2 separate regions of the Homo sapiens genome follow, and region 2 is linked to region 1. The links are chromatin contacts, found by Hi-C in ENCODE. All regions are on one chromosome and are shown on one strand. Each heading gives the region's core, a stretch centred on a gene start or an enhancer-like site at or near the end of the contact. The rest is flanking DNA. Distances are from core to core; before and after follow the strand shown. Region 1 holds the start of DLEU1 (deleted in lymphocytic leukemia 1). Region 2 has its middle 80 kb from the start of RNASEH2B-AS1.

Evidence for each region. A loop is a pair of places that touch in the nucleus more often than their neighbours do. Pooled maps may share reads with other maps.
Region 2: a pooled map shows a loop between it and region 1 (15-fold over the local background). The contact joins the enhancer-like site here to the promoter of DLEU1 in region 1. A Hi-C loop is called at or near these places in 2 of 37 single-sample maps with no recorded cell type and 4 of 50 pooled maps.

What each region holds. Positions count from the first base shown.
Region 1 is chr13:50,080,751-50,083,651 of GRCh38, reverse strand. It overlaps DLEU1 (deleted in lymphocytic leukemia 1), which reads right to left and starts at 1,483. Exons shown (of 7, transcript NR_109974.1): 1 at 1,095-1,483; 2 at 458-510. The region is part of intron 1 of DLEU2 (deleted in lymphocytic leukemia 2); the gene reads left to right. RefSeq lists an enhancer at 559-1,354 and silencers at 1,512-1,561, 1,962-2,181, 2,045-2,339.
Region 2 is chr13:50,989,725-50,992,540 of GRCh38, reverse strand. No RefSeq gene overlaps it. Among named protein-coding and RNA genes, the nearest start is that of RNASEH2B-AS1, 80 kb to the right of the region's middle. Within about 2 kb of position 1,445, at least 12 of the 41 ENCODE cell types and tissues checked have a DNase peak (open chromatin) inside an H3K27ac peak, as active enhancers do.

The DNA.
Region 1 (2,901 bases), core at 234-2,733:
TTCAGGCACTTTCATATCTACTCTCTTATTTAACATTCACAATGAAGGTTTTAAAATATTTACAACTTTATAGGGCTCCACGCGGTGGCTCACGCCTGTAATCCCAACACTTTGGGAGGCCGAGGCGGGCGGATCGCGAGGTCAAGAGATCGAGACCCTTCTGGCCAACATGGTGAAACCCCGTCTCTATTAAAAGTACAAAAATTAGCTGGGCGTGGTGGCACTTGCCTGTAGTCCCAGCTACTCGGGAGGCTGAGGCAGGAGAATTGCTTGAACCCGGGAGGCGGAGGCTGCAGTGAGCCGAGATCGCGCCACTGCACTCCAGCCTGGCGACAGAGCGAGGCTCCGTCTCAAAAAAAAAAAAAAATTACAACTTTATTATCGTTAATTGTCCTATCAGAGTGCCCATTTTTTTTGAAGGTAGACAGGTTTGCCTAGATATGGTGCTTCTACTTACCAGTTCTAAGACTTTGGGGCAGATTTCTTAATCTGAACCTCAGGTGTCCTCATCTGTAAAGTGAAGATAATACCTACTTCATAAGGCTGTTGTGAGCAATAAACACGATTAATTCGTAAATCATTTATTTAGCACAGTGCCCAGCACACAGTACACAGTCAATACGTGGTAGCTGTCAGTATACCAACGTGTTGCACAACAGAAACTCGTCTTTGCTGGATTCAGTTCACTTATCACGCCATTAAAAAAAAAAATCATCCTAAGTGACACAGAAAAACTGCCCATTCCTATCTCAAAAAGTTTATGAACAAGTTAAGACGGTAAGAGAAACTGAATTCAATGAAAGCGCCTTCGCAACAGGCAGCTTAGGACCGGGAAGAAGGGCTTCAGCAAACTTAATCATTAACTCTAGGCAGGCGCGCGCGCACACACACACACACCGTTGAAGAAGGAGACCACGCCTCCTGTGTGGGCTCAGGTTGAATCGTACAGCGTGGTAGAGAACTCCAGGGCTGCTGAATCTGACAGATGTGGATTCATCCACTTCTGTGCCACCTGTGCTGTCTTGGGCAAATTACTTAACGTCTCTGAGCCTAGGTTTCCTGGTCTTCAAAACGAGAACAGTAATAGTTCCTACCTGGTAAAGTTGTTCCGAGGCTTAAGTGCGATAACCCCTGTAAAGCGCTGGAGAACGGCAAAAGCTCTACAAGCCGGCAGGGCGGTTTTAAATGCACGTGTATCCATATACAAGGTCTCATTGATACATTCCGTTGTTTGGAGTTTAGACACTGGCTGTAAGACGTTTTTCTTTTCTCCTAAGCAGGACCCGTATTTGTTTACCTCCAACGTAGACTAAATGCCTGTGGGCTGGTAGCTATAAGACGACCCCTCGGCCCCACAACCTCTAAGTTCACTTCACCTCCGCGGCTTTGCAAAAGCGCTACACGCACGCGCAAGAAGCAAGAGGACTGCAACCGAAGAAGCAAAGGGAGAGCCGTGCACCACGATGATTCTGCGCATGTGCCTGGCGGGAGGAGGGGGGAGGGTTGGAGTTTGCGCATGCGTAAAAATGTCGGGAAAGCAAGAGAAGGGGGGTTAAGAGGCGGTATTGACAGCTGTGGAGGCAGCCCGCGTTCCCGGCATTCCCTGGGGCGGCGGGGTTGGCTCTAACGAATTTGAATGAGGAGCCTCAGCGCTTTCGGCGCCATTTTCGAGTGATGCCTGATCTCATCAATCTAGCGGGAGAGACAGGATAACCTGTCCGAGAGTATAGCGCCACTATGACTCCGCCGGAAAAATTACTTTAAAAATCGCCAAAAATTACTTGGAGCAAAGGGCAGTCGGCGGAGCTTCGCCAAGGCTGGCGCAGTCGGTAAGAGCCTGAAGAAGTAGCAGAGCGGGACTCGGGAGGTGGCAGTGGTGGGACCCGCAGGCAGTGGTGGGTGCAGGGAGTGGGCGCGGGGTCTACTCTCACTTAATCGCGAAAAATCCGAGGAAGTAGGGTTAGGGGCAACTTGGGCGTCTGCGAGTGGGCGGCGGCGGGCGGAATGTGGCGGGAGCGCGGAGAGACGGGGCTGTGGGGGGAGGGGAGCTGCAGTTTGAGCGGGACGCGGACCGGCTGCGGCGGAGCAGCCGCCGCCCAGCGGATCTGTCAGCAAGACCCCCCGCCCGGGACCGGAGCCGGGGACGGCGCACTGCGGGGTCTCTGCAGGCGGCCGCTCCTTGACAGGAGGACTGGACGCGCGCCCCTCCCCCATTTCCGAACCGGGCCGCCTTTTCTCGCCGTTTTCTCGACCCGGTGATGGCCGTCATCTCGTGACAAGAAACTTAAGGTCGACAGAAAATTCAGGACCCGGAGTCATGGGTCCCTCCGGTGGGTCGTGGCAACAGTCCCCCCCGCCACCGCCCGGCACCCATCTATCTATATTGTCTTTTGACGCTGAAGCGTGAGGTGCCCCAGGAAAGAGTTTCCCAAGCCCTGGCTGCCCTCCCCCGGCGCGCTGGGTCCCGGTGAGGTCTCTAGGTAGGTAGGACTGGCCGCGGCTCGCGCTTCCAAGATGGGGCAGGGGCAGGCTTTTGAGGTTGTAGCGGGCTCTTAGGAAAGATGCTGGACTTTAGCTTCTTTCTGGGGATTTTTGTCATTTGCTCTCGCAGCGTTGTCCTTTCTCAAAGGGGAGGAGTGTTCACGGGTGAGATGAAAGATGGGGCTTCGAGCTAACGATTTCCTTCTCGTGGCTATTTCCTCCGAGTCGCACTTTCTTAGAAGACTTTTTTCTTCTCCGGTGTTTGAAACATGTCGCAAGGAAAAAAGCAATCTGTGAAACTATTAATGTTTTCCTCCCCCAAAAGTCTTTACCCGGACAACTTAACGGTAATTTTGCGATCCCCACCTTTTCTTGACGCTGAGGAGGAGGGACGAGAGTTGTTATTTGTCTTTCCCTTCG
Region 2 (2,816 bases), core at 196-2,695, 910 kb before region 1:
TGTTACTTTAGTGATACGGTTTCCTTTGAAATCCTTAGCTCTGCTGTGAGTGAGAATCCCATACAGAACGAGGAACCCTGTTATGTGGTAGCATTGCCTGGGAGATAAAGAGCAAAACAGTTGGTGGGGTGGTGGCTTTCTGTTTCATTTTTAGAAAGAAGAAAAGCCAGAGCCTGTGGTTTTAGCCCCCAGCTGGCAGCTTGCTTTGCTTCCTTGGCCCTGATAGAATATGCCAGCTTAATGTTCATTTGTACCGACAACTGCCAGGAATTGTGAAGCAGGTGCTCTCATCCTGGGCTGAAAATGAAGAGAATTTTGCTCAATATTTATTAGGAGTAAAATAATAGTTTCCAGCTTTAAAGGAATGACTACATCTCCCCGCATTTGGTGTCACCCTGGAAACTATTTATTCTTTTGAGTAAACACTGCTGGAGACAAGCTTCAGGTGCCCAAGCAACCTAGCCAGGCTGATGAAGTGCTCTGTGAGCCCCCAGCACTCACTCGCACGGGCACCTTCATTCTCTCTTAGTCTGCTTCTCTGGGTTGGAGGCCTCAGGAGCCCTGGTACCAAGCTGGGTGTGTGAACACTCACTAAGAGGGCAGATTCACTTGAAGGAGGCCTGCACCTCTGCACACATCTGCAAGTGCTAGGCTCTAACACCAGCATCTGGTGGTCTGTCTGATGTCCACCAACCCCCACGTGTGGCTGTCACTCCAGACAACAGACTTGTTTACAAGCAGTGAATGCTTTGCTCAGCAGAGCAGGCAGAATGACCCCAGACCAAGCCCCTCTCAGCCTCAGAATCTTCAAGGATAGGAGCCCTCCCACACCTACAACCTGTCAGTTTCATTTGACTGCCCCCTTACTCCAGCTGCCTCCATCTCAGGCACCTGTTCAGGAGCATGGCAGACCAGGATCCCAGCAGATGGCTGGTCCTGCAGGCTGAGGACTGACAGACTCATTCGCCTGTGGCCCACAGAGACAGGCAGACATTGTCATTAGGAAGAATTGAAAACATTGTTCACTGCCCCTTTCCAGTGGGGCACAGAACTTAATCCCATGGCCTCTACAGCAGCCTGCGCCCCTCCTCTCAGCCTCTCCACATCAAGCCTTCCAGGCAACATTGGATCGTGGAGGTGAAGTTCACGGATGTGTGTGGAGGAGACAACAATGTGTCGGGTGTCCCCTCTGTCTCCCTGTCTTCTCCTTCGTGGACATCTGGAGACAGTTCTTGGACGCTCAGGGCTGGCCAAGGCCTGGAGTCTCACTCTTCCTCTGGGCTACGAGGACCTGCTTGTTCTTTACAATCACCCGTTCTCCCCCGCCCTTTCTTTTTCACCCTTTCTCTCTTTTCCAACTCCCCTTCAGCTCGAGTTGTGTGTGAGAGAAAGAAGGCGGCTCACGTGCCCGGCTGAGGAATGAGATCATTTCTCTCCCCGTGTAGCGGGCTTGCTGTCTGCTGGTCAGGGTTACTGGGAGAAAGCAGGCCAGCTCGCTCTCCACAGAGAGCCATCTGGCTCCAACAGACTCACGCGGATGCTAATCTATTGGTTTCTTTTTCTTTTATTCTTTCATTCTTTCTTTTTGTTTGCTCCCAAGGAACACTTCATCTGCAGCTGTAAATTCAGACCTGGCCCCGTGAAGGCGAGCGTTCATTCATGCACTTATTTATTCCTGCATTATGCCCCCTCGCCCCCTCTCCTCTGGTAGGTGTCAGGAAGCCATTGTTATCATTGGTGGGTCTATGTCATTTTAATGTCAGGGCTGTACTTTCAAATGGAAATCAGGCAATTACGCTCCACATGGAGAAATCTGACAGATGCAGAGGTTTTACACCACTGGCCGTGTGGCAGGGACAAAGGCGACCAGGGCTCCCAGGGGACGGTTAAATAAATAGAATATGTTTCAAGAGTGCAGAAAAATTCAAGAATAATTAACTGCCTGATGAGAGTTCATAGATCCTGTGGCTGTTTATCTTCAGAATGTGATAATGATATGTCAACGAACCACTTAACTCATCCTTGTAAAGGCAGCGTTAGAAAACTGATTACAATGTGCATTTACACAGAGGCAGACTGCTCTGTGCATCTGTTTTCCGGTTTCTAAATGCAAAGCTTTGCAGTATTTTAACTTGCTCTGTTTCCCCCTCGCAGGGGTTCTGGTTGGAGAAAGATGGAGGCATGTTCCAAGTCTGATGTCTACCTGATGAAGCACTGTCGTGTCTACATTCACTGTTAGCTAACCACAGTGGTATCTACAGATACCAGTGGTGTGTAATATCAGTGTTATCTAATATCAGTGGTATCCACCTGGGAACTCAAACTGAAAAACATGGTAACTATATCATTGTGGCTATTGTTGGTTGATGCTTGTTTTGCATCAAGCACCCAGCTAATTATTCTCCATAGGTGGCCTCTTATAGTCCCGTGAGTGTGACGTATATAGTATTATTATCCTTGTTTCACAGAGGGGAAACTGAGGCTTGGGGCTAAGTGGAAGAAGTGGCCTTCAGACCTAGCTCTGCCTAACTCTGACCTTAGCTCTCAGCCACTGGGCCCCGGTCCTCTCCAATGTTCCAGCAGGAAGAAAGGTAACTACTCACTCACACCCTGTATAAAGCACTCTCATCATGACAGACACATATAGTTGGTGTGAACTAAACAGGAGAGATCTAATAAAAGTTAAAACTTGATTTTTTTCCCTGACATATCCAGCTGTTTAAACAGACAGTTCATTTGGAGCCTGAAAAAGGGTCATTATTCAATGTGTCCAAAGCTGGGTTTACATTAGTTTATTTTATAAAAAAGTAAAGTGC